4 separate regions of the Homo sapiens genome follow, and all the other regions are linked to region 1. A link is a loop called in an ENCODE intact Hi-C map of the cell type or tissue named here. Cell type or tissue: GM12878. All regions are shown on one strand. Region 1 overlaps CFAP20DC-DT (CFAP20DC divergent transcript). Region 2 overlaps CFAP20DC-DT (CFAP20DC divergent transcript). Region 3 overlaps CFAP20DC-DT (CFAP20DC divergent transcript). Region 4 overlaps CFAP20DC-DT (CFAP20DC divergent transcript).

Region 1 (8,000 bases):
CCTTTGGCCTCTTTCTTTTTGAGATGGAGTCTTGCTCTGTTGCCAGGAGTGCAATGGCACAATCTTGGGTCACTGCAACTACAGCCTCCTGGGTTTGAGTGATTCCCCTGCCTCAGCCTCCCAAGTAGCTGGGACTACAGGTGCGTGCCACCACACCTGGCTAATTTTCTTGTATTTTTAGTAGAGACGAGGTTTCACCACGGTGGCCAGGATGGTCTCGATCTCCTGACCTTGTGATCCGCCCCCCTTGGCCTCCCAAAGTGCTGGGATTACAGGCATGAGCCACTGTGCCCAGTGACCTTTGGCCTCTTTAATCCATCTCTGACACCCCATGGCCCTTACTCTGTGGAGGTCATCCTGTTCTAGCTTGTTTTATAATCGTGACTTTTCTCTTGGATTATACCAAAGCCCCACGCATTCATTTATTCATTTAACACATAATGATTAAACCTACAAAGTACTGGGTGCATGCTAGGTGCTGAATAGATAGTGATACACGAAATAACCTGATTCCTAGGCCCAGGGAGCTTACTACCTGAAGAAAACTATAGAAACCCTTTGAGACTACACCCTTTTCAAGAGAGGTATGAGCTCGAGAGTCCCCATCAATAATTTACTTGCACACACACATAATTGTATAGCAGCCACTGGTTTACAGTTTGTGATGAAAGTGCCCTAGTTGTTAAGAACATCCTTCCCTGGGAGATGGCCTCCGTGAGGGGCAGTAGAGGAGAATGGTTAAAAGGCAAGTCAGGCTGTACTCACAGCTCTGATCATTCACTTTCAGCAAACACAGCACTTCTGAGCCTTAATTTCCTTAGCTGTAAAATGGGTTTGTTCTCTCCATATACTTTTCTCAGAGGTTTGTGAGGAGTCAAAATACTGCCTACAAAGGTTTGTAATGGTGCCCATCACAAAATAAGTGCTCAGTATGTATCAGTGGTGGTTGTGAGGGGAGTGGCTATCAGCTTATGGAAGTCTAGACATTGGATCTCTAAATACAGGCAAGATTCGTATTTGCTTGGGACCATCTAGGTTCAACTCACACGGAAAATCTTCCAGGTGCCAGGGCTGTGATTGTAAACAAGCTGGAAGGAAAATACACAGTAAACACACCAGAGGAGGAGCTGTGGAAGGAGCTGGAAGGGGTTCCGAGCAAACAGGGACTGCCACAGCCTGAGGACAAGTCCACCCCAGAAACTCATATGTACGCTCTACTAAGATTCTGTTCTTGAAACATTTTCTTGTCTAGAAACACAGAGGATTATGTAGGTTCTCAACAGATGTTTACTGCATTGAGTCCATTGTGTGTGCATAACACCACAGACCCAATTTAGGGATGGTGGTTGTTGTAAGCTTTATTAAAAATAGGCTATCATTCCTGCCTTAAGACAATTTCCAGCAGGCACATTAATGTGACTCATCTTTTTATCTTGATCAAAGGCAGGTAATTTATAACCCAGGGGACATTGTAGAAGTAACTACTATTTTTAAAATTACCAGAGGGCAGAAAAGTATTAGTTGGTGGGATTGCTTTGGGTCTTTCATCTTGGGTGACTAGATATACCTTCATTTCAAGGGGAGGAGGGTGGAGAGGACAAGAAGAGTCCCTATTCTGGCTTTCCAGAAAGAGCCTGTCTTCATGGAAGCCCATGGCTATACTTTGTGCTGCCCCTTTGTAAGAGGGAGAGACTGAATTTCCTCAATAAAAATCACAGCTGCCTCTTTAAACATCTACTTTGTGTGAGCAGAATTGAACAGATAGTATATGACTTATTAGCTCTTTCTGACAAGAACCATCTGATGTAGGTACAGTTTTCCCCTTTAACACCCTAAGACCCTGAGGCCTAGAGAGTTCAAGTTCTTTGCCCAAGGTCACCCAACGGATGAATAGTGCAGGTGGAATCCAGATCCAGGTCTACTTGCCACCCAAGCTCACTTTTTATGCTATCTCACCTGCCTCTCCAGACACTTCTATGGAAGGTATTTGGTTAGGTTGATTTGACATTGTAAGTATCTAATCACATATTCCCTGGAATTCTCTATTCACTGCCACTTAGAACAATGACTATTATTCTCAAGATACTTGAGGCCCCCTGCTGTACCCTAAAGAGTCCTATAAAACATTAACAAGCAATCAATGAGAAAATTTGCATGTTTCAGTACAAGAAAGGGCTCTGAATCTCTTGTCATCACTCTGCTGTATCTCAGCACTGTCCATGTTTGTTTTTATATTTGTTCGTCTGTTCACCAACCACCTCTCCAACTAGACGGTAAACTCCATGAGGCAGGAACCAAAACTGTGGTGTTCACCTGTCTATACTGGGTGTGCCTAGCAATAAACATTTTCTGAATAAATAAATTCTCTCTGAATGGGTAATCCCCACGTAATGCGCATGGTTTAAGTCTATTTACCAGAATTTTTGAGCAAATAGTTCTATCCTTTTTGACACATTTTCCACAGTTTGTATAATTTATTCATAGAATCCTTCTTAGACTACTAATAAATTCCTATGGGACATAGTCCTTTTATATGCGGAGGAATCCACCACCATGAAATGTTCACAAGAAATGACTTTTAAAATTTTATTTGTGGCCATGCTGATTATGAATTTCTGAATTATGTCTGGGCTGCTCTTTTTCTCGGAATATGCAAAGTGGGATACTGGCATCTCTGTATCTGGAGAGTTACAGCTTCTGAGTTAAAAGATGAATGGGAAGTAGCAGGAGAGGGAGAGATCAGAAATCTCCACTCCCTGAAACACAGACACTTCACATACCCAGGAGGTAAATTCCTGGCATGAATTGTAACAAGTATACACAGGCATTTGTACATTGTTTGCTTATGTGCTAGATGACATGGCAGTCTATGAACAGGGGCCCCACATCTGCAGGCAGGACATTCAGCCCTGTATCTTGCCACTACCATGAAATCTGAGGTTCTTTCATTTTTGTTTTTCTATTCTGATGAGATTGAGGTACACTGACTCACTGGTAAAGAAGACAATTTATTTGTGAACTTGTAGTCACTCCATTTGACGGCCTCCCTCTACTCACTGAGGCACAGCACGTGTGGAACAGGAAAAAGGCCTCTGGAGAGCTTGTGTTCCACTGGTTTCTTTGACTTTTGCCAACCAACTTTGCAAATGTTCTCAAAAGGCATTCATTACCTCTGCAGGTGTGAAATAACTCTGCAGTTCAAGGGTTTGTGAAATCACGTGAAACAGCTGAAAGCTGTTCTGGCAAAGCGACCAGAGTCAGAGTTAGCTGTCACCAAGCCACATCCTGGCTTAAACGATGTTATTTATATCTAACTGCACTCGACTCCTCCCAAAGCCTTCTGTTGAGCACCAAAACCTCACCACAGTTTCACTCTTAGCCTTTCTTTTGTGTGAAGACAAAAAAGGTTGCTTTTATAAATCTCTGTTTGAGCCCAGATGGAGTGCATTTCATGCAGGAAAATGTTGCTTATAGTGAAGTGGATGAAATAATTGCTGGGATTTCTGGGCATGCTCCACAAACCCAGAAGACTGGAGGTGAACGGGCAGGGAGAAGAGATTCCGTTGCTTTCTCATTCCTTTATTTGTGACTCTCCCTGGAAAGAGGAAAATGTAGGCATATGTAGATCAATGTGTCATTACAAAGGCTCAGTGTTCTTAGTCATAAAATGGGAGGAAGAACAGTACCCACTTCCCAGAATTGGTGAGGACCCCTGAACGGGTGCATGCCAGCTTCTCGCACAGCCCTACCAGGTAATGAGCTCCACTGTGTAGCCATCACTACTCAGAGTTAATCCGTGAAAGAGTGTGTGGGAGGAGGATAGGCCTTAGATTCCAAAGGGTGGAAATCAGTGGAAAGAGGCAGGATCTGATCATGCCTAGACCAGATGCTTCCAAGCCAGGCAGGCAATAGATGGTTAAAAGCCAAAATGCCTGCCCCTTTGGTGAAGGTTCTCATTGGTCTAAGGCATCCTGGCCAACTGACACATGATATCATGTAACGTGTTTTCCTGGGGCCCAGAAGCTTCTATGTGCAGCTTCTTTAAAGACCAAAACTGCAAGACTTTGAGTTTTGATATCTCAATATGATTTTGAAAAAATCATGGTAAAATATATATAACATAAAATTTACCATTTCTAAGTGTACAGTTCAGGGGTGTTAAGTATGTTTGCATTGTTGTGTACCCAACCACCTGAACTCTTCATCATGTAAAACTAAAGCTCTGTATCCATTACGTAAGTCCTTATTTCCCCTGGTTGCCAGGGAGCCCCTGACAACCACATCAGTTTGCTTTTTGATGACCTTATTATTTGTTTTATATATTTTTGTGATTTGTGTTTGTGGGAGTTTTTAAACAGGGGTGGGGTGGAGGTAGATCTAGAACTTATGTATTTTAGTGACCTAAATATGAAATCTTTCTAGAGTGGCAAATAGAGATATTTATTTCTCATGTCTGCCCTGGAAATAGAATTAATTTGCCATTTCAGAAATGAACCACACTGCTTTTGTCAGACTTTTCAACCTCATTCCCACATTGGAAGGCTATATGGCTTGCTGGTGAGATAACAGCCATGGTTCGGCTGAATCACTGCATTAATGATTCTAAAATATTCCCATCTAATCCCCTGTAGCTGAAGAGGATAAACACATACTGGCAAGGACTTGACAGTATGGGGACTAGCAATAGGCAGTTTGTCAAATGCAAAAATGGTTTGGAAGGGTCAAGGTTTAGCTAAAAAAAAATTCGGGCAAACTTTTCATTTATCCATGTTTCCTTTAATATTTATATTAAAATTGTTTAGTTACCCTTCAAACACATAAAACTTGTAAGTAAAATGGAGTCTGTAAGACGATCTATATTGTCCACATTTTCACTGACTCCCAGTATACCAATATAAAATATAACATATTTGAAATCTTAAATTATTAATCACCTTTTTACCCATGTTCAGATTAACTGGGTAATCTAAAAATAGGAGGGAGTACCTTATGTGCAATTTTTGGGGAAGTTCAGGAGCATGCTCTTGAAGAATTGCTGATAAAGTGTGTAATTGTCCCATGACCACCATCACATCCCAGGGGAGAGCCTTATGTTTGGTTAATAAAAGAAGGCAGGATCTGGTCTCTTTTTAAAAAGACTCCAGCCTTAATTATGATTCATTTATTTAAAGATAGCCCCTGCCACCTAGTCTTATCTTGGCTCTGAAAATAAACAAATATCACATGCTTCCAACAGGAAAAGGTTTGAATGACCTTTATAAGGCAATTTACCTTTGACTAGATAAGAAGAGATGTGCATTGTACTTTCCAACCACAGAGGTAAATTTCCAGCCCTCCTCCAGTGTACAGGATGAAGTAACACTAATTCTACCTAAGATAACATTCTTCATTGAACACATATATACAGATGTCCTACTATATATTAGGTGCTAGGACTATAGCACTATCAACAAACTATTCTATCAAGGCCTTGGTCTGATAAGATTCACATTCTTGGGTGGGAAAAATATGGCAAAAAAGTGAATACATAAAATAATTTTAAAGACTGATATGTGCAACAAAGAAAATATATCCCAAGGGTATGACTGAGTTTGCCTGCTTTAATTGGGTGGTCAAGGATAGCCTTTCTGAGGCGGTGACATTTAAATGATCTTTACAACAAGAAGAAGCCATCATGTGAATATGAGGGAGAAAAGATTTCTAGACAGAGGGAACTACTCATGCAAAGGCCTTGAAATAGAACCAGCTTGTTTTGTTGTTTTGTTTTGAGAAGCCAAGAGAGTGGCAATACAGTTAAATCTTGAAGAGGAAGGGCTTGTGAACTCAGGGCAGAAGAGAGATAGACAGAGGCCGGAACATGTGGGATCCCAAGGCAAAAAGTTTGGCATTCATACCAACAGCAATGGGAAACCCTTAACGGAGTTTGAGCAAGAGAGGCATGATGTGAAGTCTTTGAGATGACCATACTGCTAGCTCTGTAAAAACAGACTTCGGGAGTCATTTGGAAGACTCTTACACTTGTCCAGGTGTAAGAAATCCTGGCTTAGACTAAGGTGGCCACAGTGAGAAGGGAAGGAAATGGCAGAGCTCAGGATTTAACAGTAGAACTATGATGGTTAATTTCATGTTAACTTGGGTGGGCCACAGTGCCAAGATATTTGGCCATCCATTATCTGAGATGATTCTGTGAAAGTGGTTTTTTGGATGAGATTTATTTTTAAATGGGTAGGCTTTAAGCAAAGTAGATTATCCTCCATAACGTGGGTGGGTGTCATCCAATCAGTTGGTTTCCTTATTAGAGCAAAAACTGACCGACCTCCTCTGAGCAAAAAGAAATTCTGCCAGCAAACTGCCTTTGGATTTGAGCTACAACTCTATCCTGGGGCTCCAGCCTGCTGGCCTAACCTGCCTTGCACCTTTAGAATTGCATGAACCAATTAATTAAATTATCTCTCTCTCGTTCTCTTTCTCCTCTCCCTGTCCCATCTCCCCCTGCCCCTCTGTATGCACATACATCCTGTTGGTTCTGTTTCTCTGGAGAACCTTGGGATTCACTGATGGATCAGAAAGAGAGGAATCAAGTAATGCCCAGGGCACTGTCCAGTAGAAACAGAATACAAGCGATATATATATATGTATAAAAAGAACTTTAAGTCTTTTTAGCAGCCACATTAAAAACTGTACAAATAAACAGGTAAAGTTTTTATAACATACAGTATTTTACTACACCAATATATCTAAAAATGTTATTTCAGTATATAATCCATAGGAAAATTATTCCTAAGACTTTTACATTCTTTTTATCATACTAAGTCTTTGAAACTCAGTGTATATTTTACACTTAAAGCCTTTCTCAATTCAGGCCAGCCCCATTCTGAAGCGCTCACTAGCCAATGTTTTGGGCGGTACAGGTCTGGTTGGCCTCCTAGCTGAGCATACAAGAACCTAGCAGGTGTTCTGACCAGGCTTGAACCCTTTTATGCAGCAGTTTCCCTCTGAACAGGCAGGAAGGCTGTTCTTTTTGTCTCAAAAGGCAGAACTGTGAAAACTGCTATTCTCCCTTTGGTGACCTCCATATAAAAAGTTTCATGACTGTCTGTGAAGCCGGTGGGCCCATAGCTATGACTCTGCCCTTACAAGGGCTAGGCTTCCTCACTCAGAAGGTCATTCAGAAGATGAGGTCTTGGAGTCTCTTTCATCTATGTCTTCTCTGGAGTCTCGGTGTTTGTGAGACATCTCTTGCCCCAGAGCCGGTAGCGGGCAACCAGTATCAATATAAAAAGAAACACAAGTAGACTATGTTTTTAAGCCAAACGAAGGCAAATGACTCCATAGGATTTTGTAAACAGAGAGTTGGTTTGAACATGCCAAACTCACTAGAACAGACAAGTAGTAGGCATTCACAGTGCGAGTGGCTATTTCATTTAACAAAACATCATGTTTCATTAATTAATGTTAATTACATTGGTTTGGTAGGTTTGCTAATTTCTAATTTGTGTTCTTTGTGATGATATAACAGCAGATAATATCATTATATTTTTATATTATCTAGGTCTCTGTAAAATTAGCTGACATTGGGAGTCCATGAGACAGTTCTTCCTTTTAAAGGGGGTCTTTAAATGTACCCACTCAACTAACTTTACCAACGGTTCAAAGTGGAAAATAGTTCCCAGAAGCTGAATGGGTAGATGCCCATTGTACCACCTACCATTGCTTGACCCCCGCCCATGAGCTGTTCCTTCATACTCATAACTAAAATGCCAAATGTGTGACTTGAGTAATTAACTAGAGACCTCCAGAAGGCTTTCCTTCTTATTCTGGGTACATTGATATTTACTTTAGTATTTGTTTTGCCTTTAAAGTCATGTTCCCTTTTGATTCTTTAATATCATATCCAAAACGAAGTCCTTTTAACCTATAACAATGCAAATCAAAAGTGCTGTCTTTCAGCTACCTCAAGGATTTAGCAAGCGTTCCTGGAAATCTAACCAACCTTTTAA
Region 2 (8,000 bases), 120 kb after region 1:
AGAAAACAATGCCCAGACATGGGAGCAAAAGACCTTATCCTAAAACCAAAGGCTGTTTTGGATACAAAATGTTATATTTCATGTGAGGAAAAAATGCAGCATTGGAAAGAACTAGAACCCTCAAAAATACATGAAATGAGCTACGTATATCATTAAACATGGGGCATGGGTCTGTCTGTTCTGAGTGTGCATAAAATCACAAATTTTTCATTGAGACGTAAATATTTAAAAACAGACAAAAAAAGTGACCGTGAGTGCCAGGAGAGTTTGGCTAGGAGTGCGAGGTGAGGAGGGGCAAGTGGTGAATGAGAGCGTGCTGGATTCTGTGGTCCCAGGCAGGCTCTGTGAGGTGTGGGTGTGCATGAGAACAGTGTTTTATTTTTAAAGATACTTCCTCAAGAGATTGTTCATTAGGGAGTCCAACCTTTTCCTTGCTGTTCTCTGCTGCAAACATGACCTGATTCTGGAGATGGAGTTTGGAGGGATGTTAAAATCTAAGAGTCAGTGGAGTTGAAGAAGGCAGGAGTTGGGGGGTACAAAAATGTCCCACAGGCCTTATGGTTGATGAGTGAGTCTACATAGTTGTGGTTGGTCTTCTGGGCAGACAAACTGGTGTTGGTAATGGTTTTCATTCCAATGGCTCTGAAGGAGTGATTCTTGGTATACAGTACACTGATGTGCATTTGAATTGTGGTCTGTTTCTGCCACCAGAGCATCGCCACTTGTGATTGGTCCAGAGACTAAGGCAGTTAGGGAACACTGAGCCTGGATCTACCCAAATTCCTCAGGTAGGAGGTGGGGTTGCCATTTTCTAACTCTGAACAATCACATGCCTCTGCATGATACTGATGATAAGCATCTACTTGGACAAGGCTACCAGATTTAAAAATCTTTGTTGGTAGGTAGATAGGCAGGTAGATGTCTTAGTTTGTTTTTTAATGCTATAGCAGAATACCTGAGGCTACATAATTTATGAAGGGAAAAGGTTTATTTGGCTCACAATTCTGGAGGCTGGAAGTTCAAGATTTGGCAGCTACATCTGGTGAGGGCCTCAGGCTGCTTCAACTCATGGCAGAAACTGTGCAAAGAGATCACACAGCGAGAGAGAAAAACCAGGGAAGCCAGACTCTTTGTAACAACCCACTCTCCTGGGAACTAATCCATTACTAAGAACTCATTTAGCTCCTGGGAGGGCATTAATTTATTCATAAGGGCTCCACCTCCATGACCCAGACACCTCCCATTAGGCCCCCACCTGCCAACACTGCCACATTAGGGATCAAATTTCAACATGAGTTTTGGTAGCGCAAACCATACCAAGATAGACATACAGGCTGACTGATAGATGGCTGGCTGGATGGGATGGATTAGCAGGTGGATATAACTATGCAGAGAGATGTAATAGAAAAAAGAACACTTTATAAGGAGTACAATGAGGGGAATATGTTCTTTTACGACCCTTGTTTGCAACTTATTAAAAGTCAACATGCTGGTTGGGTGGTGTTTTATAATTGCAAAGCAGAAGGTCTAAATAAATAGGAAGTTCTACCAAAGATTTAATTAACCTAACCTGTAAAACCTCTTTAATTGATCTGTATAATCAACAAATGATTAATACATCATTTAGAATGAGGTGTCACAAAGGGGAGGCTGATAAACTTAAAACCCCTTTGTCTAGGCTTAAGAGAATTTCTCAAGAAGCAAGAGAGCTCATTTCTCCTGTGATAACACTATTTCTCTCCACTTATAAAATGACATCAGCTGCATAATGAGCAGATTAGGCACAGAATCACCAACATAGTACTGCACCTGCTAATGCAATTAGCCCCGTGTGCTTTCCTCCTGGGAGAAGCAGACACAGGTTATACGCAGAATGCAAGGGCAGCACCTGAACTAAGTGGGCTGCTTTGTCCATAACAACATGTATGTGGTTTGGCTGATTTTAGAGAGCATGAAGGAAGGGGAAGAATGGTTATGATTCTCTCCCCAGAACCAGTAGTCCTTTCTTCATGTCTGTATAGACATGCATAATATGTCAACCTGAACACCTTCCTTTTGTGTGAAACACATCTCTCCTGCTTCTTTAGGGGGTCGTTTTTTCCGTACTCCAACTACATGATTCTCATAAGGGCTTCTAAACACAGTACCCACTCTCAGGAATGGGCACAAGATTCAAGCGGGCCAATCATAGTAGGCCCAGGCCATGAGTCAAGCCAATTAGAATTCTTCTCAGGAAATTTTTAAGAGGGTGTCACTTTTTTTCTTTAGTTGTATAGCTATGAGGATTGGCTATTTGGGAGAACAAAGCCAGCTTGCAGAAAGGAACATGTGATGGTGATACTGAATGTTAACTTGGTTGCATTGAAGGATGCAAAGTATTGTTCATGGGTGTGTCTGTGAGGTTATTGCCAAAGGAGATTAACATTTGAGTCAGTGGACTGGGAAAGGCAGACCCATGCTCAATCTGGGTGGGCACCATCTAATCAGCTGCCAGAGAAGCCAGAATAAAAGCAGGCAGAAGAACATGGAAAGACTAGACTGGCTTAGTCTCCCAACCTACATTTTTCTCCTGTGCTGGATGCTCCCTGCCCTCGAACATCGGACTCCAAATTCTTCAGCTTTGGTACTTTTCCGCTTACACAAGTGGTTTGCCAGGGGCTCTCAGGCCTTTGGCCACAGACTGAAGGCTGCACTGTCAGCTTCCCTACTTTTGAGGTTTTGGGACTCAGACTGGCTTTCTTACTCCTCAGCTTGCAGATGGCCTATTGTGGGACCTCACCTTGTGATCATGTGAGTCGATACTCCTTAATAAACTCCCCTTTTTGTAAACATCTATCCTATTAGTTCTGTCCCTGTAAAGAACCCTAATAGAGAATAGAAGTAAGAAACAGCTAGAAAAAGAGGAGTCCAGAGTCCAGATAATACTTAAATCATCAAATCTCCCCGGCTTCCCTGATCCTTTCCTTTCTGAGACTTGGCTGCTCAGCATGTCCAGACCTGTGCACTTCTTCCGGCATTCTTTCAGTAAGTACTTAACGTTCTCAGGCTGTCTGATCTAGGTTTTTGTCATTGGCAAAGAAATGAGTCCTAAATAGCTTTTCTTCTTTCACACTCACTTACCTAATGAGTAACTGAGTAGGTAATGAATACCTACTTACAAATGCATAAGGCCTCACATTTGCCCTAAAGGACCTGATGCTTTGCGGGGGAGACTGAAAGAGACAACAGTGGCATAGTTTGGTTAGGAGGATGATGTGACATGAAAACATTTGTCAAAACATGAAAACCCAGTTTGGGTTGTGATACATTAAGTTTTCTTTCTTTCTTTCTTTTACTTTAAGTTCTGAGATACATGTGCAGAACGTGCAGTTTTGTTACGTAAGTATACAAGTGCCATGGTGGTTTGCTGCACCTGTCAACCCGTCATCTAGGCTTTAAGCCCTGCATGCATTAGGTGTTTGTCCTAATGCTCTCCCTCCCCTTGCGCCCCCACCCCCTGACAGGCCCCAGTGTGTGATGTTCCCCTCCCTGTGTCCATGCGTTCTCATTGTTCAACTCCCACTTATGAGTGAGAACATGTGGTGTTTGGTTTTCTTTTCCTGTGTTAGTTGGCTTAGGATGATGGCTTCCAGCTTCATCCATGTCCCTGCAAAGGACATGATCTCATTCTTTGTTATGGCTGCACAGTATTCCATAGTGTATATGTGCCACATTTTCTGTATCCAGTCTATCTCTGATGGGCATTTGGGTTGGTTCCAAGTATTTGCTATTGTAAATAGTGCTGCAATAAACATGTGTACATGTGTCTTTACAGTAGAATGATTTCTAATCCTTTGAGTATATACCCAGTAATGGGATGGCTGCTTCAAATGGTATTTCTGGTTCTAGATCCTTTAGGAATTGTCACACTGTCTTCCACAATGGTTGAACTAATTTACAGTCCCACCAACAGTGTAAAAGCATTCCTATTTGTCCACAGCCTCGTCAGCATCTGTTGTTTCCTGACTTTTAAATAATCACCATTCTAACTGGCATGAGATGGTATCCCGTTGTGGTTTTGATTTGCATTTCTCTAATGACCAGTGATAACACTAAGTTTTCTTAAAATGATTCTTAGGTTAAATACTTTCCTTGTATTCTACCATGTGAATTGGTGTTTTTTATTAAAATATTTTAAATTTTTTAAAGCTTTTTCAGTCAAACAAGTATGGAAAATGTCAAATTAAACCAAAATAAGTAGAATTCTTTGCTGCAGAACTTGTTGCTGATGCACTTTGGAGTATCATAGAGACAAATTGAGTATGCAGGGATTCCCAAAGTTCCTGAAGCAAATGCATTTTTCTTGGAATGTCTGATCAAATTTCAGAGAAGCAGTGTTGACTTGAACACAGTTTGGGATCTCCATTCGATCATTATGAGCTCCCCAGTACTTCCTGAAAGAATGTTGGGGGAAGCGCACCAGTCTGGACATGCTGAGCAGCCAAGTCTCAGAAAGGCAAGGATCAGGGAAGCTGGGGAGGTTTGATGACTGAAATGTTATCTGGACTCTAGACTCCTCTTTTTCTAGCTGTTTCTTACTTCTATATTAGGGTTCTTTAGAGGGACAGAACTCATAGGAGAAAGGTATATATAAGCTCTCTACTCGATGATTATGAGCTTCTCAGTTGGTGTAGGCTAAGATCCTGGCAGAGGTAGGCATGGGAGAAGCTCTGGATTAGTTGAATCCCAAGGCATCATCCTCTCTCTGCTACCATTGTGGGAAGGGTACCAGAGCAAATCTTCCTTCTTGCTGGGATTAAGCAGCATGCTAAGCCCTCAAAAGGAGTTCCTATATTACAATATGAAGAGCTGTTTTACTTTCTTTACGCCTAAGGTGGCACTACACGATGAGCAATAGATGTCATCTATATGGATGTTTAGAGGCATGAACCATAGAGGAAGATGGCAAAAGCTCCCACTCTTCTTTACCTCCTTTGAACCTTAAAAAAATTCCATAGAAGTTTGCATTACGATTTTCCCCTTTTCATTGCAAATACTTTTATAACAAGATATTGCTTCAACTACAGCACACTGCTGGGAAAAAACTGCAGATGGGAAGGCTGAGGCTAAATGCCACTGACAGGCAGGGGAGCTTCCTGTTGGCTCCAACATTTAGCTCTGATGGTTCGATGGACATTTGAGAATTGGAATTTATGAAGTAGAGGAATTTCTGCATATTCACCTTGATACTGTAGCATCAGAAGGTCACCAGAATGCAGCCCCCACTTTTAAGGAAGTGGAAGATGAAGGTTTCCATTTATACTCTGGTTCATTGTCTCAATTTGGTACATTTTTATGCTTTTGCTACTTATTGATTTGAGCAACTGAATTACTCTTTGGCAAACAGGGCTGCATTAATGCGTTAAAAGCTCATTATGAGGATAATGGACACAAAGTAAAAAGGAATCAAATGATGTGAGTGTTAAAGGTTTTTCCCTAGACAGCTGAGAATAAATTGAAAACAAATTCAATTAAAATAACATTCAGCCTTTTTTATTTCTTCCATGGAGTGCTTCCTCTGAAGGAGGTGCCTAAAGCTAACATGCTGCTTTGAAGGGCTACCCCGTCCTGCACCAGACAGACGTGGGAAGACCAATGCAGAACGTGTGTCCATGATGGGCTGATTTAGGAAGCTGTTCTCTAAAGCCACACGTTTCTGCCTCCTGCAGATATCTCTATGTCTGTTTGCCATATCCCTTTCTGCTTTCTTTTGGTTAAAAATCAGAAGACCCCTCAAAGCAAGGCAAGCTTCCCATCATGTAATAACCTTCCCGCATCTCAGCCTTATGCCCCAAGCTGAAATCTGGGTCTATCCTTACCCCAACCTTCGCTGCTGCTTTAGTTTCACAAGCGCAGTCAGGCTTCCTCTATCCACAGGGATTTTCAAGCCAGCCCTAGCAGTCATGCAGTTTTTCCTTCCTTTTCTTATTTACTGTTCTACTCTATCATTTTTATTATGAAAGTCCGACTCCCTCCTTTAAGAAGACAAAGGATGGAGTGGTGTATTTTATAAGGAAATGCTCGCTGTTTCTTCCTTCCCTCTAATCACTGCTGCCCTTCCACAGGTAACCAAGGGCAGTAGCTGGGTGTGGATTGCCAGCCTATACATTTCCTTTTCCCCACTTCCCTACATCCAACCCATCTCAAAGCTCTTTAATTCTATCTTTAAAATGTTTTTCAAAGCAGTGCATTTCTTTCCTTCTTTCCTAGTCATTGTCACCCATTAGGTGTATTTATTTCCTAGGGCTGCTGGAAGGAAGCACCACAAATTGGGTGACTTAAAGCAACAGGATTATATTATCTCACCATTCTGGAGGCTAGAAATCTGAAAATCAAATGGTCAGTAGGGCCAGGCTCCCTCTGAAACCTGCAAGGGTGTCCTTCCTTGCCTCTTCCTGGCTTCTGGAGGTCTCTGGCCTTACTTGGCCTTACTTGGCTTGCAGCTGCAGCACGCCACACTCTGCCTTTATGCCATCTGGGGTTGTCCCTGTGTGCCTGTCTTCACATGCCTGCCTTTTTATAAGGACACCAGGCATTTGTTGGACCCTACTCCAGTATGACCTCATCTTAACAAATTATATCTGTAATGGACCCTATTTCCAAATAAGGTCACATTCCAAGGAGTAGGGGGTTAGGGCTTCAACACATTTTGGCGGGGGAGGAGGGGACACAATCGAACCCATAGCACAAGGCTACAGTGGACTAGCCTCTTACTTTCTCAGAGTAGAACCTGCCCAGCAGCCAGAAGAGTTCCTTCAATTTCATGGAGATCCAGGCACTCTTCTCCTTAAAACCCACCCTTACAAGGCTTCCGTTGTACCTAAGGTAAAATCCAAGCTCCTGATACAGTTGACAAGGCTTTTTTATCTGGATCCCGCTCAGCTGTGCTGCTCAAAGCCTTTACCTGTAGCCCCTCTCCCTTCATTCAGCCCCCTCGCCCTCCTCCCTCACGCTCCTCATTCTTTGCTGAGTTAGCCCTGCTCCTCCATCACATCATATTTTGAATGCTTCTCCTTCCTGGTGGCCTTCCCTGACCCCTCCAAAATCTTGGCCGTATGTACGCAGCCTTTTTTTCCTCTCTCACTCTCCTACGTGCTTATCTCACCTGTACTGATGTCATCCTCAGGGCATTTGTTTAATGTCTGTCTTAAACAAGTGTTGACGAACTAGGGCTAATGGGCCAAATTTGGCCTGTGGTCTATTTTTGAAAGACCCTTGATATGAGAATGGTTTTTTATATTTTTTAGTGTTGTTAAAAACAAGCATACAAAAAATACAAAGAAAATATGCTTCAGAGACTGCAAGTGGCCTGCAAAGCCTTAAATATTTATGCTCTGGCTCTTTATAGAAATGTGTGATGATCCCTGGTCTTACCTACTATCAACTCCCTGGGAGCCAGAATCTTGTCTGTTTTATTTGCTGCTGTGTCTGGAAAATCTTGCAAGGGGTCTGGCACTTACTAAGATCCTTGCTAGATATACAGTTGTGAAGTGAATGAGTTATTCAATGAATGGTTGGTTCTCAGTGACTGTTGATTTAGGAGAAACCAATCTTTTCGTAACAGCCAGAGAGACTTCTCTGGTAGTATGTATGGATTTTGATAATCTGGCAATTCAGTCATTTAATAAATAGTGAGGACCAGTGACATTTTAGACATTAGTTGAGTAACCAGGGAGGGAGACTGAGCTCTTCTCTTGGGAAACTCATCTGAAGAAGAGATGCAAAATGTGATGAAGGGATTTAACCAGGGCATCACTTGTGAAAGAGAAATTTAAACAGTGTATTCCTGGAGGCTGGGTGTGATGGTTCACACCTGTAATCCCAGCACTTTGGGAGGCCAAGGAGGGTGGATCATGAGGTCAGAAGTTCGAGACCAGCCTGGCCAATATGGTGAAACCCCATCTCTACTAAAAATACAAAAATTGGCTGGGCATGGTGGCTCACGCCTGTAATCCCAGCAC
Region 3 (8,000 bases), 140 kb before region 1:
TCTCCACTGTCATTAAGGCATAGAGGAGCTCATGAGCATGACAAGAAGATGGGGTTGGTTACATGCTGTTGTAGGTATAAACTACTACATAGAAAAATCTCATCTGTGGCATGACCAGATGGAAAATGTTGTGTTCACAGTATGGTTTTAGTGTTGAAGCAAATGGTAAAACAAACAAGCCTGGTACAATGGATCCCTTTAAAGTGGAGTGGCCGGAATGACCATCTACAGATCAATTGATCAATAGTGTGCATCCGTCTGCGGGAAGAGAGTTTTCAGAAGGATGATGGCAGATAGACCACCATCTACCCCATTCTGCCACTTGGTGGAGCTGAAACTAGCCCCTGGCCATTCTGTTATCCTCACTCTTAGGCTTTTGCCATTTTTAAATATGTTCCTTTCTCTGGAGACCTCGGAGCATTATCACAGACAGTATTGCATTTCTCCTTACAATATCCTTTTGCTTTCCAGAGAGCCCAGGTGATTTATCAAAGTCAGTAGCTATGGCTAATATGCTCTCTGTTCTCCCAAAATTACCTAAATGCCTAAGAAGCTGAGGAAGGACCTATGCTGCTAGAGCTATACAATCAAAGGCATTTTAGGAAAGATCCCTAGCAGAGGCTCTCATCTTTTGTGCATGGGCTTAAAAGAGGATTTTTCTTCTTTTTTTTTTTTCTCCCCTTCCGCCAACAAGAATAACTGAATTAATACTTTGAAATGTATACTGAATGCTACATATTAGGCAATTCCATTTTATCAATGTTTATATTTGTTTCAGAGACCTGCTTATGTCAAAAGATACTGAGTTGTATTGGTCAAATGCAACCGAAGGGCATTTCAGATGTTTTCACTAAATATGGCTTAAATACCACTATAACGCACCCAAAAGGGTGTCCAAATTCTTTGGACACTTTGAGATTTGAGTAATATTCTTTGTGGTTCCACCACACAGGCCACACTCTGTGACTTGCAGGTCATTTTTAAAACTATAGATAGAAACTTTGGCTATATATATAAATATATATATATAATATTTATATATATATATATTTAGAAATGATAACTGAATCCTCAAGATTGCCATAAAAAGTTTCTAACTGTGCATAAAAGCCATATCAGATTCGATACACCTGAGTGTGTCTCAGGTGAAAACTCAGTGCACGTGAATGGAAACAAACAGGTTTATGACAAAAATTTATACTTTGAAAATTACCAGTGTGATTTCGAAGACATTCGACTTTAATTACTGATAAGTTATTTGAGGTCAGTGCTGTGTTGGGGAAGGCCTGGTGAGCGCTTTGGTGGGAAGTAGATGGGTGTACACAAGGACACTCCAGCCCGCATGCCTGTGGCCACATATCAGAGTTTCACGGCATTTTTACAAGAAAAATAACTTTATTTATCTAGAAACAATGACAGTTAAACAAGAATCACAACGGGAGTAAATAATCATATCATGATTAAGAATATGAAGTATGGAAGCAGAAGATCTGAGTTCAAATATGGCTTTTCCAGTACCAGCTGCCTGTCCTTGGGGAAAGTGCCTGAAGTCTTTATGTCTTGTTTTCCTCACCTGAAAAGTAGGGGTAATATTAGCATCTACCTCATAGGGTTGCGTGTAAGTTAAGCAATTTTAGATCTTATTATTAATTCAGATAGATTTAGAATCAGATTTATTTACATTTAGATGACGTCTATGTGCTCCTGCAAAACTTTTTATTGAAAGATACATGTATCCTTTTTGTCCTTGACCAATACAATATATGCTAAATGAGGTGAAGAGGTTAATTCTGGAATAGGCTAATTTTGGCTTCAGCCTGAATCTATCTGAGCGGCATTCATTGCCCTGTTACATTACCCTGTTAACCGTGTGGCTTTCATTATTCTGTTACTTTACCCTTCTCTATTTGGCTTTCACTCTGAGGGTGGGCAGAGTAGGATATGCCCCTGATAATTTAGTGGTTTCAAAGCATATTAACAGGAGAAATCTGTGTCCATCAAAGGCTGTTGGTTATGGTCTCCAAACACTAGCCCCAGCTTTGATCTATTTAGCTCTTTTGTTTTCTATTCATTGTTTGCTTTAACATATTTTGGTTCTGAATTCTAAATGATGAACGCCATTATCCTACAAATAAATAATGTCCTATCTGCTCTACTTTTTCATAGAAGATAAATCAGGTTTTCAAGCCTTTTTTTGGCTCTTAGACTTTGTCGTTATTAATTTTTGCTATTCCAGAGCACAGTTTGCAGCTTAATTAATGATACATCAGTTCCTTAACTGTTGTCGGTAACATTTTAATATTATCTTCCAATTTGACTAAGTCATCCACTAGTTAAAATCTTAGGTGTGAATAGCTTTAGAGGTCAGAAAGTCCCTTTTTCTTCTTTAATCATGAATCATTTCCTGTAACTGCCTTTACATTTCCAAGATACTAGGTAAACCCCACTTCTCCTAGGGAAAAATGCCCAATACTCCTACAGGTTAAGAAACTTATTTGCTATTCATGAGTTTAAAAATGCATTATGCATTAATTTATTTATCTCTTTAAAGTTCAGCTTCTCTCTCTGGGATGTTTTCTCCCCAAACTAATTTCTTTAAAACAAAATCCAAATACATAGAGTGTGATCGAATATCACTTATTAGAGAATCCTGACCTCTTGATGTTTTTATTACTTTAGGGTGAATGTGAGGAGCATATGGATTTTTTTAGCTCTATAATTTCCTCTAAACCAAATGCTTCTACTTTAAATACGAAATTACAGCAGTAACATTCCCTAATGCTAACAGTAGAGTACATGACGGGGAAGGAATGTGTAATTTGTTAAAAGTAATTCCAGCTGTTTTATTGCCTTCCAATCCAAGATAATTGCACACAAAGATATTCATTTAAATTATTGACATTAATTCGCTAACTAGAACTTTAAATAATAACTTCATGCAAAAGAAAACTCAGTGAAGTCCCAGAAATAAACAAGATTTAACAACTCATTGGAACTGTTTCTACATTATTATAAATCAAGCCTACATTTCTGTAATTTTGGCAGAAACAATTTTCTTTCTGCATAGTATGGAGTTAAATATCCTGTATAGATGGGGCTTAATAAGTATATATTTTAGTTCTTATTAAAACAACTACACGGACAACTTTCTTCTTCCCTCTTTATTTTGTTCTTTATATAGTCCATTTCTAGAACTTGTAAACTGAAACCTTATCATAAAACATTCATTTCAATGGAATCGGTGGTAATTTCATGACACAGCCAACCCTCAGAATCAGCAGGAGACTGGTTCCAGGACCTCCCTCGGATCCCAAAATCCATGCATACTCAAGTCCCGGATATAAAATGGTGTAGTATTTGCATATAACCTAAGCACATGGGGCTGAGTGTCCCATATACTTTAAATAATCTCTATATTACTTATAATACCTAATACAATGTTAATGCTATGTGAACAGTTCTTATACTGTATTGTTTAGGGAATAATGACATGCAAAAAATGTCTACATTTTCAGTACAGATACAAGTTTTTTCCCAGATCTTTTCAATGGATGATTGGTTGAATCCACGGCAACTGAAGGCATGGATACCGAGGGCTGACTGTACTTTCATTTATCCCACAAATTCTGAAGCACCTACTATGCCAGGCATTGTCCAGGTGCTGGGATACTCTGCTGCATGAGTCCTCCTTCCTGCCTTCACAGGGTTCCCTTGTAGTAGAGGCAGACAATAAATCATTACATAAGATCATCTCAGCTAGTGCAGGGATCTGTAGAAATGTGAAGCCAGAGGCAGGCGGATCACGAGGTCAGGAGACTGAGACCATCCTGGCTAACATGGTGAAACCCTGTCTCTACTAAAAATACAAAAAATTAGCCGGGCGTGGTGGCAGGCGCCTGTAGTCCCAGCTACTCGGGAGGCTGAGGCAGGAGAATGGCATGAACCCACGAGGCAGAGCTTGCAGCAAGCCGAGATTGGGCCACTGCACTCTAGCCTGGGCGACAGAGGAAGACTCCGTCTCAAAAAAAAAAAAGAAAGAAAAAAGAAATGTGAAGCCAGGTGACGGGGAATATAGTGGTGGCTGGGCGGTGAGACCAAAGAGGGACCCTTTCTGAGGAGGTGACATTGAGCCGAATGGTAAGAAAAACCAACCCCTTAGGGGCTGAGTATACTGAGCGCTGAGGTGGGAGCAGCTTGGTGTGGGTATGCTGGAGGACGAGAGAGAAAGATGGGATGGCTGCAGAGCTGTGAGGAGGGGCAGGAGATGCAGTCAGCAAGGTCGGCTGAGGCCAGCCCAGGTAGGCTCTGGTCAGGGTCTGGATTTTATTCTAAGTATTTTTGTTGTTGTTGTTGCTGTTATTGTTGTGTTGGGTATTTGGAGGGTTTTCTTTCTGTTGTTTGTTTTTTTCTTTTTGAGACATGGTCTCGCTCTGTCACCCAGGCTGGAGTGCAGTAGTGAGATCATAGCACACCGCAGCCTTGAACTCCTGGACTCAAGCCATCCCCCAACCTCCTCAGCCTCTGGAGTAGCTGGGACCACAGGTGTGCACTACCACACCTGACTAATTTTTTTTTTTTTTTGGTAGAGATAGGGTCTTGCATGATCTGATTTATCTTTTAAGATCACTCCAGCTTGTAGGTGGAAAATGGAGTTGGTGGGGAGGATGGGTAAGAATGAGAGCAGGGTGTGTAAGATGGCCTCTAACCAGAGGTTCATTATTAGAATTGTCAGAGCCTCTGCTAAGTGGTTTTATTCGTGGACAGAACTTATTCTGCTTCATGTTCTCTCTTGACCTTGGGCTTCAGGATATTGGAGGAGATGATTCCCTCCAGATTTAATATCTTAAAAAGTCTACTCTCTGGACCCCAAGAAATTTCCCCAATGGCTCACCTGCCTCACTGCCCCACTGCTGGAACATTGAAGGTTCTTAGCTCTGCTGGTGAATTTAGTGGGTGCCTTGTGATACCACAGAGAGGCAGATGGGGGCAGCAGGAGCCAGAGGTGGAGACAGCGCTGCCTGGGAGGCCAGGGTCACAGGGAGCTGGCAAGAATCATGGCTCCTCCTGGAACATGGAGTTCCTTCCAGAGAGAGAGAGTGGCTTCGGAGTCCTGGCTTGACTTCATTTCAGAGTAGCAGATATTGTCCACACCAAATGGGAAATGTTTGGAACCTGGAACCTACTTCCTTCTAATCTTACTTAGGGTTGCTTAGCTGCAGAGTAATCTGAGAGTTACCCTGACACTAGGATGGGTGGGATATGATTTGAATCAAGTCTGTTTTACCATTATTCCTGCCTTGACTGTGTGCTTTAATTCTCTGAAAGGAGCGCTTGCCACCATTTAGCCTGGTGAATTCCTTGCAGGCAGAAATGGTGCCATGGTTCATTTCTGAATCCCAAAAACTTTCCATAGTTTCTGACATATAAAACCACTGACTATGTGAATGAACCACCATGTCCAATGTAACCAAGCTACAGTGTCTATGGCAGCTACCCGAGCAGGGCTTTATTTCATTCTTGTGTCTCAGTTCTATCATGGACCTCCTGTTGTGAACACTCTTCTTCAGAAGATTTGGTCTCTCTCGAAGGTCAGAACCACCTTCCTGGCTCTGAACCTCCTTTCAGTAACTAAGCCTTAGTAACAGGTTACTGGCTATCCCTCACTCTGCCTGACACTCCAGTGTTTTCTCCCTTCCCTCTCCTGCTCCCTGGCCAGAAGACTTCTCTTGCACTCTGCCTCTTAATCCCATCAGGAACATGGCAGATAGGTCATGTGAGTCTCTTGGCCCACCAGGTCAAATGTCTGACCTGGATAGGGTCAGCCAAGCCCCTGGTCCATTGAGTCCAGTCTAACAGCACACCATCTAAAACAGTAAATTCAGTAATAGGGTCACAACTTTTAAAATGACATTTCTGTTCAGGCTCCCATAGTGAAGTGACCCTGTAAATTAACAATTTTCTTCAGCCCACCTCCACTGCCCAAGATTGATGAGTCATATTTATTCTCAACATTAACAGAACTTTTCAAATGGAGGCATCAGAATTCACAACTGAGCTCTGTTCTTTGACCCACGGTTTGTACAGAAAAGAATTTCATACAAAGACATTCCATAGCTAATTTTCAGTACAGGTCAACGCATGCAATTTCAAGATGCCTTTGTAGTTGAGACTAGGAAGAGCATAGGAAATAAGAATAAGGCAGACAGAATTCCCACTGAAGGGTGGTCTCTTGAATTCATCCATGAGAAAGCATTTAACCTCTTGAATTGCAGTGAAAGGACTGGTCAGGGAATGAATAAATTGCCCGCACCATGGAAAACCAGGTGGCTGCCTGAACACATAGCAGAAGATCTAATTCAATTTAGCAAGATTGTGGAGGGGTTAAGAGCTTAAGCCCTGAAGACTGAGTCTGGGTTCTTATCGCTGCTAGATGTGTGACCACAGACAGGTCACTGAACCTCATTGTGCCTCAGTTTCCTTGATTATAAAATTGGGATAATACTAGAACCTTACTTTTAGAATTCTGAGGATTAAATGAGTCAATAATTGAAATTGCTTAAGCACAGAGAGTGGCACAGCAAATGGCAGCCTTGATTATTATAATCCTTACTGTCACTCTTACCATCCCCAGTGCTGTTTCTCTAGACCATGCCGCAGTCATATGTCACCTGGAGTATGGTATTTATTGGGAGGTAACACTGCAGTAGACTCCTCATTGATTCCTCAGCATCTGCCATTGCCTTACTTAAATCCTCTCTCCTCAGTGTGACCAGAGTGACCTTTTGCTAAAATAGATCTGATCATGTCACTTCTGAATGAAAACCCTTCAGTAATTGCCCATAACTCAAGGACCAAGTCCATATTTCTTCATCATGTGGCCCTGTTGTTTAAAGAACCAGTATGTGACTTCATGGTCCTAATTACAATCTCAATGGACTAATTAACTGTGTGATCATTTAATATCTATCTGCTTACTTACACTATGACCTCAAAAACCTAGTGGGGAAAGAGTTTGCTGTTCCAACCCTGGTGCCTAGCACAGTGCCTGTCACATGATGGGTACCTAGTAAATATTTGCTGAGCTATTGACTAAGTATAAAGAAGATTTGTGAATGGATGGGCATGAATAAGTATAAAGAGAGTATAAGAGCAACTTTGATGTATTGCACAATGGAAGTTTTCCTTATACATGTGCTTCATGGTTTTGATGTAAACTCTTATTTGAATTCTTTTTATTTATCACACAATGGGGGCAGAATGGAGAGAAAATACAGAAAGATAGAAGAAAAGAATAGTCACGGGAGAAAATTTAGCTATTAAAAATCATGACATAATTCCATCTTAATATTTAGAGGACATGGTTTTGAGAAGCAAGTGTTAGAAGGTTTTGTTTTGATTTTACCAAGTTTCCAACGTACTTTAAGTTTCGGTTCTGTCAATGACATTTTATAGTGAAGGCATAGTGAAGGCATTTTCTTTAATTTTCTACATTTTTTTTCCCCCAAAAAGGAGTTTCACTCTTGTGGGCCACGCTGGAGTGCAGTGGTGCAATCTCGGCTCACCTCCACCTCCGGGATTCAAGCGATTCTCCTGCCTCAGCCTCCCAAGTAGCCACCACACCTAGCTAATTTTTGTATTTTAAGTAGAGACAGTGTTTCACCACATTGGCCAGGCTGCTCTTGAACTCTTGACCTCAAGTGATCCACCCACCTCAGCTTCCAAAAGTGTTGGGATTATAGGCGTGAGCCACCGTGCCCAGACCACATATTTTTTAAAGCTTGAATGTGTGCATTGTTATCTCCAAAATATAACTCTATGTCCAGTGTAAGTAGAGGAAAACATTAGACCAAATTATTATCATTTTTTTTTGCCACAGTTTAAGAACCAACACCCTCTTCCTAGAGAGTATAACACATTACTCAATTTTGCCTTTTATTTGTATGTTAGGCTTTTACCTAATAAATAAGTGATATCCATTAATTCATTTATTCACTAATTCA
Region 4 (8,000 bases), 66 kb before region 1:
CATGGCATAGATGAATTATGAAATAATTTTCTAGATTCCCCTGCCTATATCCTTGGCTCTAACTGGAATCTTTCCTCCAACTTCGTTCATCTCTCTTCTTTTTTTGCGTGTGTATCAGTATGACCTTGCCTAACGTTGCACTGGGAACTTAATAAATGAAGCTATTCTTCTGTTATTCATGATATTGTCCACCCAGGTTCTATCACTTCCTGAAATAAAAATAGTCTCTTACAGTGGTCTGGAGGTTTATTGTCTACAAAGCACTTTCTGCCTATCTGATCTCATTGTGGCATCTCAGTGCCCTTTGGCTTAGAGATAGAGTGAATATCACCCCTTTCTTATGGATTAGAAGCTTGAATTGCAAGATATTTTGAGGCTTGCCAGGGGCAAGAGAGCTGATATCCATGCCCATGTCACTTGATTCGATGCCCTCTGTTCTTTTCCTTTTGCCACACTGCTTTTCCCCAGGGACACTCCTTGGATGCTGCCCACTTCTCCCCAGGTCTGTATTACGGGGCTTGGAATATCCACAAACGAATGTGACCTGAAGTAGAATTCTAGCAACAACTGCCATCCCAGGTGGTGCCTGCTCTTCCCCTTAATGGCATAATTATTTGTATCTAAGTGCTGCTCTGCAACCAAAGCCTAGTGTCCAAATGGCAATTCACTGAATCTAAAACTCAGGAGTGGTCAGTTGCCATCATGCTCCAACCCTCTTTACATCTTAACTCACTGCTCTAGAGAAGAAGTTTTGTGTAGCCTTCTAACCAGAACCTACTGACAACACATGCAGGCCCTGCTGTAATTAAGTATTGATTTCATGTGATGTGTGTATACAGAGGAGGCTCATCTCATTTGTGGGCTGCTGTTATCTGTCAGTAGAACAAAATGTGTGATTATCAGTGGATGTCCTGTGGCTATCTATGGCATACTATAACCTCTCATCCATCTAATCGTAGAGACATTATGGTACGCCACTCAAGAGTGGGCCATTTGTCTTAACACGGCCCCTGCTGCAGTTGGCCTGCTTTTGTTCCCAGAAATAGCTGCACAGATTCTTCACTGAAACACCTTCTTAGTTCCAATTTGGTGCTGCCAGAATGGAGACCTAGCAAGGTCCATCCATGATAATGTAATATGGCTGTGACTTCAAATAAATGGAACACCAGGCATTATTCCTCTTCTGCTTTCTTTGAGGCAGTCACACCTCCTGACATTATTCTGGTTACCTTGCTGAACCCAGGAGAAGGGAACAAGTAATTGTGGATGGAACAAAGTTCACCTTATAAACATTGTCAGGAAATGCTGGAGGTTCTTGAGTCCGCCATCATCTTTATGCAGCATTCATGGCTCCCAGGCTGAACTGAGAATGCTCTGCTTTTTAGATTTGAGGGGGAAGCTATATTGGGTCAGAAAGGGGCTTCATGCCCACTATGGGAATGAGAGCCTGAGGAATTGAATTCTGAGTCTTTCTTAATTGTGTGATTTCTCTTTCTGCTTGACAGTTTCATCTCTACTGAGCCACTGGCTGTCTTTACTAGGAACTTTCTCCTAACAGCAGAATGAGAGTTTCTAAATAAAGACATGAACTTTTTGTGTAGGTGTCTTTGCTTATTTGGCATTTTCCATCTTGGGGTGGGAGGTTGGATGGAATAGCTTTCGTAGGTAGTGCTTTTGCTGTCCCTACTTGCTCAAAATATCGGCCTGGGGTATCAAGAACTGAACCAATTAAAAAATCTTGTTTCCTGTGCTGGTGCTCTTTCCTTTAACACAGTGGTTTTCTCTCTTACCTACTGCTACCCAAAGTTATTTCCATTAGGTGTTTCTTTCCTGCTGCCATGTAAAAAGATTAAAAATAGTATTGTAGACAGACTGAATTTAGGGGGAAATTTTTCGGTCCTGTGCACCATTGTGGATTATGTCTTTGAAGCTCACACTGAACTCCTCAAGCTCCATTTTAAGTGTCATTTTATCACATCCCATTCACTTGAGTCCAGAGTCCTGAGCTAGGGAATGGCAGATAATTGCCAATCCCACCATGAAAGTGTTATCTGCATATTAAACACGTCACTCAGGAATCCAGTGAATGAGTCAGAGACAAAAGTTTAAAATAAGATCATCATTCTTGCAGGTCCTCCTTCCATACATTGCAGCAGGAGTCTGTTAGGGACCATATCGAAAAATAGAATTGCAGAAATCAAGTATGTTTCTTTCAGTACCTCTAGGTGGGGAGTGGAGGGTCAGTAGGAGAGAAAATATAGGCTTTGGGTTGAGAGGGATCTGGGTTCGATTTCCCAGCTCTGTGATATTAAACAAATCAATCACTCATCCCTAAGGAGTCTCAGTCTTCTCATCTATAGAACATGGGCAAAATACTGATCTTGCTGGTCAGGAAGATTAAACAGGCATCACCCGTAAAGCCACCTAGCTCATGCCACGCATAGAGGCATCCGGTGGCACATTGCCCTCAACACTGGGTGAATACCATTTTGAGTTAATTACAGCTCTGATTTCACAGACCATTTCCAAAGTTTAATTGTATTTCTTTCATGCAGTCATTTGAACTATCTACAGCGCGTTTCTTGTAGGTTACACCTGGCTACTGGAAGACGTCCTAGGTGATTGTTCAAAGGGGCCCATTGAGAGGTGAGTGATGAGGCTGGTGAGAATTCTGTGGTGTGCTTAAGAGTCTTCTGGGCATTTGCTAAATCTAGTCAGATTCTAGGACTCAACCCCAGAGAATCTGATACAGCGTTTGAAGAGGGGACTCTGAAATTTGCACAATGAAGGTTCTCCTCAGGTACTTACAATGTAGAGGCCTTTCGCACTAGACTTCAAAACACACTGCCAGAAACATGCCCACAGAAGAACCGCTAACGACTTAGTGATATGGAAGGGGGGCAGAGAGGTGCTGGGAAGAAAAGGACATGGTCCCTGGTGAGGGTTCCACCCCCGGCCGGTGCCCACGGACCTAGGTGAGAAGAGGGACTCCTGCATTTGTGGCCAAATATTGCATTTCCCAGGACCACCCTGGCCTGCCACACTGTCATCCTGTGCCTATAAAAACCTAGAAACCCTAGCAGGCAGACACAAAGGTGGCTGGACGTCAAGAGGAGCACATCAGCAGAGGAACACATGGGTGGCTGGATGTCGAGAGGAATGCACCAGTGTAGCACAACACCAGCACACTGGCAGGCCATCGACTGGCAGAACAATGCGGAGTGTGGCTGAGGTGGTTGGAAAAGAGTCGGGCGGCCAAGCGGCCGTACTCCACGGGAAAACCATCTCCCTTCTGGCTCCTCCATCTGCTGAGAGCTACTTCCATGCAATAAAACCTTGCATTCATTCTCCAAGCCCATGTATGATCCGATTCTTCTGGTACACCAAGGCAAGAATCCCAGGATACAGAAAGCCCTCTGTCCTTGTGATAAGACAGGGGTCTAATTGAGCTGACTAACACAAGCCACCTATGGATGGCTAAACTAAAACAGCACCCTGTAATACACACCCACTGGGGCTTCAGCTGTAAACATTCACCGCTGGACACTGCCGTTAGGTTGGGGCCCCACAGCCTGCCCGTCTGTGTGCTTCCCTAGAGGTTTGAGTGGCAGGGCACTGAAGAAGCGAGCCACACCCCCATCGCACGCCCTGCAAGGGGGACAAGGGAACTTTTCCTGTTTCACTAGGATTGACCACTGGGAAAATGCCACTCATGGGAGATGAGACAGCAGCCATCCAGTCACCAGAGAGCTGTGATATCCAGTCACCAGAGAGCTGCGATATGGACAAGCATGGGATTTGTCCTGGAGCCCCAGGGGTCAAAACAGAGCCTGATGGGTAGAAATTCCAGGGAGCAAATTTCCATTTAATATAGATGAGTGCTTTTCTAAGAATTAAAGGTGTCCAAGTGTGGCCTATGTAGCTCCAGGGGAAATGAACCTTCCAACTCAGGAGAAATTTAAATTTGTCTGTCTGAGTGACCTCTGGGAATTTTATAGAGAGGAGATTATCGCATGCTCTTAGCCCCCAATGGCACCCGAATTACTCTTATTGCCATTGCTTATACCTTTAGGTCCAGTGTGTTCACTCTCACAGATATTTGTTACCCATTTACTCAGTGCCTGATTCTATGAGGATGAAGCAGGAAAGTGCTCTGCAAATCCAGGACAGAGTGTGATTTTCGCAGATGCTGTTATTAGAAAAGAAAATGTCGGGTTTCACTTTCCATATGGAAAGAGGTAGTAGGTATTTCTGGTAATGAGAAGAGAGGGAGGGATTACTCATTGGAAGAAAGAGGTAATGAGTAAGCTAGTTCCGCTTTGAGAAGAAAAATGCTTTCACAACAGCTTTTAACAGATTGATTAAGCAAAGTTTTCGTTTTGTTTCAAATAATTATTTGTTTTTCTGCCTTTCTCTTCAGAGCTGTGAAATTCTAGACGTCTCTTAGAAATAAAATGGGTTGCTACACACTTATTTTTCTCAGCTCTATATACATTTCTCCTTCTTCTTTGAAATTTGTGGCCACCATTAATGTATATAGGATGTTCTCATTTTGATTTTCAGTTGAGACACTGCAGACTTTTATGAGGGATGCTTTGGATCAAGCAAGAGACACTGAGTAGTTTCCTTCCTTCCAAGATTTCAAAGCAACAGCACCATATTGAGTCTAAACTCAAAGCCTTTGTTCAGAAGCCAGCAGCTGGCTACTCACACCAAGATGGCATTGGATGTTTTTGGAGTGGGATATCCAGGTGACATTTTAATAAAAGCTTTCATGGGCCAATTATTTAATCTATAGAGTTTTATAATTAGCTGACTTTGAAACCTTATTAAACCCCATGTGCAAGATCATGTGAAATTGTACCTCAAGTTTGATTTTTCTTTGTTGTACCCCTCTTCTCTCCTACTTCCTTGATAGTTGCTATTTGTTTGATATTTTTAAAAATTTCTTATTGACACACAGATCCATCCACAAAACAAAGTCATAAAGGCACCTTGATCTGTAAAGTGTTCTGAGTTTCTTAAAACTCTAGTACAGAATGAGAGTCTCTAGAAGGTAGAAGGCCTAGTTTTGGAAGTTGCCATCAGCATTGGATTTTTGCCGAATAGTGCTATATATGTTCAATAATAAAGTTTTCTGTTTTTGTCAACTATTTCTTATGGAACTATTCTCTGTGATGCTGAGGTTACAGAAAAATATCATTTTTCTGTCACTGTTGGTGTTCTTCAGGACCTCACTTTTAAATAGATGTCCTTTTGAAACCTAGGTGGTTATGTGCATCAGAAAAACACCTTATCCTGTGCCCCATTGGGTGACTTGGACAAAGTAACACAATTTTGGTGGGGGAAATGGTACATATTATGTTTCATAGGAGCCAGATTCCAATAGTAACCATCTGACCCTTGTGATCCTATGTTTTCAATTTTCCTATAAAAGAACGCAACAAACAGTGCTGCTCAAGCCTATTTTTCTATTAAGTGTTCTTTGATTCGTGAGTTGCTGGGTAGATTTTCCATTCTCAGTGTTAGAAGACACGAACATCAAATACTTTTCTCTTAGAGTAACTTCTCATGCAACTGTCTCATGGCATATGCTAAAAGAAAAGAAAGTTCCTTACGTATGAGTACAGAGAAACGGAGCATGATTTTAACCTTGGTTTCAGGTTTTGTTATTTAGTCTTTTTGACTTGAATATGAACTCAAGTGTTTGCTAATTAAAAGAATAAACACAGCAGCCATTGCTCCGCCAAAATACGTTTATCGAGTGCCTATCTTGTGCACAGTCCTTTGCTAGGCTCTGTTTATATAACATATCCTATTTAAAAGGCTGCTTGATAAATAAGCAGTTTGGAAATCCCTGGTGGGAGGTAGGTGGCGATATTCAGTGTAGCTTCCCCAGCTGCCACCTGGAACATGAGTCTGAGAATGTCTATGCAGGAAGATGATTAATTTCAAAAATCATTTCTAGGAAATTCTCTGGATCTTTATATAATTCCCTGGCCTCCAGGGAAAGAAGTTAAGATAACTTGAATTACTTGCCTTGGTAAAAATGTTGAACTGAATCCTGATCTCATTTCTTGCCTCCCCTTCCTTTTCTCTTCTTTCTAAATCAAAGAACAGTTTGACACTAATATGGTTGTTGTATTATTTATCTATTGCTGCGTAACAAGTTGACCCAACCTTAGCAGCTTAAAACAACTAACATCTATTATCACATAGTTTCTGGGAGTCAAGAATTCAAGAGAGGCTTAGTAGCTAAGTGGTTCTGGCTCAGGATTTCTCAGGAGGTTCTGGCTTAGGAGGTGGTGGTTAGGAGGTCAGCAGGGCTGCGGTGATCTAAAGTCTCACTCTCTGGCAGTCTGGTGGAAGGCCTCAGTTTCTCTCTACATGAGCCTCACCATATGGCTGCCTCAGTGTCCTCAGGATATGACATTTGGCTTTCCCTGGAGTGAGTGATGAAACAGAGAGAGAGAGATCAGACAGAAAACAACAGTGATTTTTATAAATTAGCCTCCAAAGGCACATACCTGTCACTTCCTCTTTATTCTGTTTGTCAGAAGTGAGTCACTAAGTCCAGCCCACATTCAAGGGAAGGAGAATTAGATTCCACCTCTTGAAAGAAGGAGTATCAACTAACTGAGAGCACATATTGAAACCACCGCAGCTGCACATGTCATTTAAAGTTTTCAAACATGGTTTCTTCAAAAGAGTCCTAAACACCTTTATCTTGCCTGATTCTGGTACAAGCATCTCTTACTCTAGAAGAATTATTGTATATGATCAGCCTTTTGCACAAGTCTCGGCTCCAACTGCTATCCTATTGCATCTGGAGCAGAATTTGTCTTAGCCAGTAGAGAAATGATAATGTACTGGGACATTTTGCTGTACTCAGAGCACTTCTCTGTGGTTTGAAGACTTCTCATCATCATGTTTTCATGTCATGAGGATGGTATCACTGATGAGCAAGTGTAAGTGGACTGACATTTATCTTGTGAGCGTGGGAGAGAGAGGGCTGCTTCTCTCTAAATGTGTGGTTCTCCTTGGTAAGACAAATGTAAACAAATCATATATTCATAAAGTTTAGAAAAGAAAGTCAGAATATACTGGAAATTGGGATAATAATAAGGCTGTTTATATTTATCTCCTGAGAAACTCTAAGCATTTCTTTTTTTTTTTCTTCTTTTTGACAGAGTCTCGCTCTGTCGCCAGGCTGCAGTGCAGTGGCGTGATCTTGGCTCACTGCAACCTCCACCTCCCAAGTTCAGGTGATTCTCCTGCCTCAGCCTCCTGAGTAGCTGGGACTTCAGGCACAGGCCACCACACCCAGCTAATTTTTTGTATGCTTAGTAGAAACAGGGTTTCACCATGTTGGCCAGGATGGTCTCAATCTCTTGACCTCATGATCCTCCTACCTCAGCCTCCCAAAGTGCTGAGATTACAGGCATGAGCCACCGCACCTGGCCAAGAAACTCTAAGCATTTCTAAGATATTAAGGGACTGCTAGTGAGAAAGGTTTTGTTTAAAAATTATTTTAGATTAACATACAGTAAAATTGAGCATAGTTGGTACACAGATCTATGATAACACATGTATAGCTCCTTCTAACCAGCACCAATGATCAAGGTACTGAACAGTTCCATTCCTCCAAATGGCTCCCTCTTGCTATCCCATCCTAGTCACACTTTCCCCCACCGCTACCTCATTTCAGCCTCTGATTGTCTCTCTATCACCATAGTTTTGTCTTTTTGAGAGTGTCACATAAATGGGTTTACACAGTAGGTAATCTTTTGAGATTAGCTTCTTTCATTCAGCAAAATGCTTTTGAGATTCATCCAAGGTGCTGTGAGTATCAATAATGCATTCCTTTTTATTGCTAAGTAGCATTTTGTGGTATGGTTGTACCACAGCTTGTTCTTACATTCACCTGCTGAGGACAGTTGAGTTGTTTCCAGTTTTTGGCAATTATGAACAGAACCACTATATACATTCATGTATAAGTG

What was found. Peaks named below come from ENCODE experiments on the same cell type or tissue, not always from the same donor. Only the 100,000 strongest peaks of a DNase experiment are listed, where the experiment ranks them.
Region 2: it touches region 1 in a loop (6-fold over the local background); 4 of 110 quality-filtered maps call a loop at or near these places.
Region 3: it touches region 1 in a loop (3-fold over the local background); 2 of 110 quality-filtered maps call a loop at or near these places.
Region 4: it touches region 1 in a loop (4-fold over the local background); 3 of 110 quality-filtered maps call a loop at or near these places.

What each region holds. Positions count from the first base shown.
Region 1 is chr3:59,448,280-59,456,279 of GRCh38, forward strand. All of the region lies in intron 5 of CFAP20DC-DT (CFAP20DC divergent transcript), which reads left to right. Among named protein-coding and RNA genes, the nearest start is that of CFAP20DC-DT, 370 kb to the left of the region's middle. In GM12878, no CTCF peak of the experiment used is centred here; a DNase peak (open chromatin) is centred at 3,322; H3K4me3 peaks cover 819 bases; H3K27ac peaks cover 3,753 bases.
Region 2 is chr3:59,563,536-59,571,535 of GRCh38, forward strand. The region is part of intron 6 of CFAP20DC-DT (CFAP20DC divergent transcript); the gene reads left to right. Among named protein-coding and RNA genes, the nearest start is that of CFAP20DC-DT, 480 kb to the left of the region's middle. In GM12878, no CTCF peak of the experiment used is centred here; a DNase peak (open chromatin) is centred at 3,166; H3K27ac peaks cover 1,499 bases.
Region 3 is chr3:59,308,563-59,316,562 of GRCh38, forward strand. All of the region lies in intron 4 of CFAP20DC-DT (CFAP20DC divergent transcript), which reads left to right. Among named protein-coding and RNA genes, the nearest start is that of CFAP20DC-DT, 230 kb to the left of the region's middle. In GM12878, a CTCF peak has its summit at 4,978; DNase peaks (open chromatin) are centred at 4,990 and 5,183.
Region 4 is chr3:59,382,144-59,390,143 of GRCh38, forward strand. The region is part of intron 5 of CFAP20DC-DT (CFAP20DC divergent transcript); the gene reads left to right. Among named protein-coding and RNA genes, the nearest start is that of CFAP20DC-DT, 300 kb to the left of the region's middle. RefSeq lists an enhancer at 4,030-4,089 and a silencer at 4,260-4,319. In GM12878, no CTCF peak of the experiment used is centred here; DNase peaks (open chromatin) are centred at 4,238, 6,577 and 6,954; H3K4me3 peaks cover 572 bases; H3K27ac peaks cover 3,768 bases.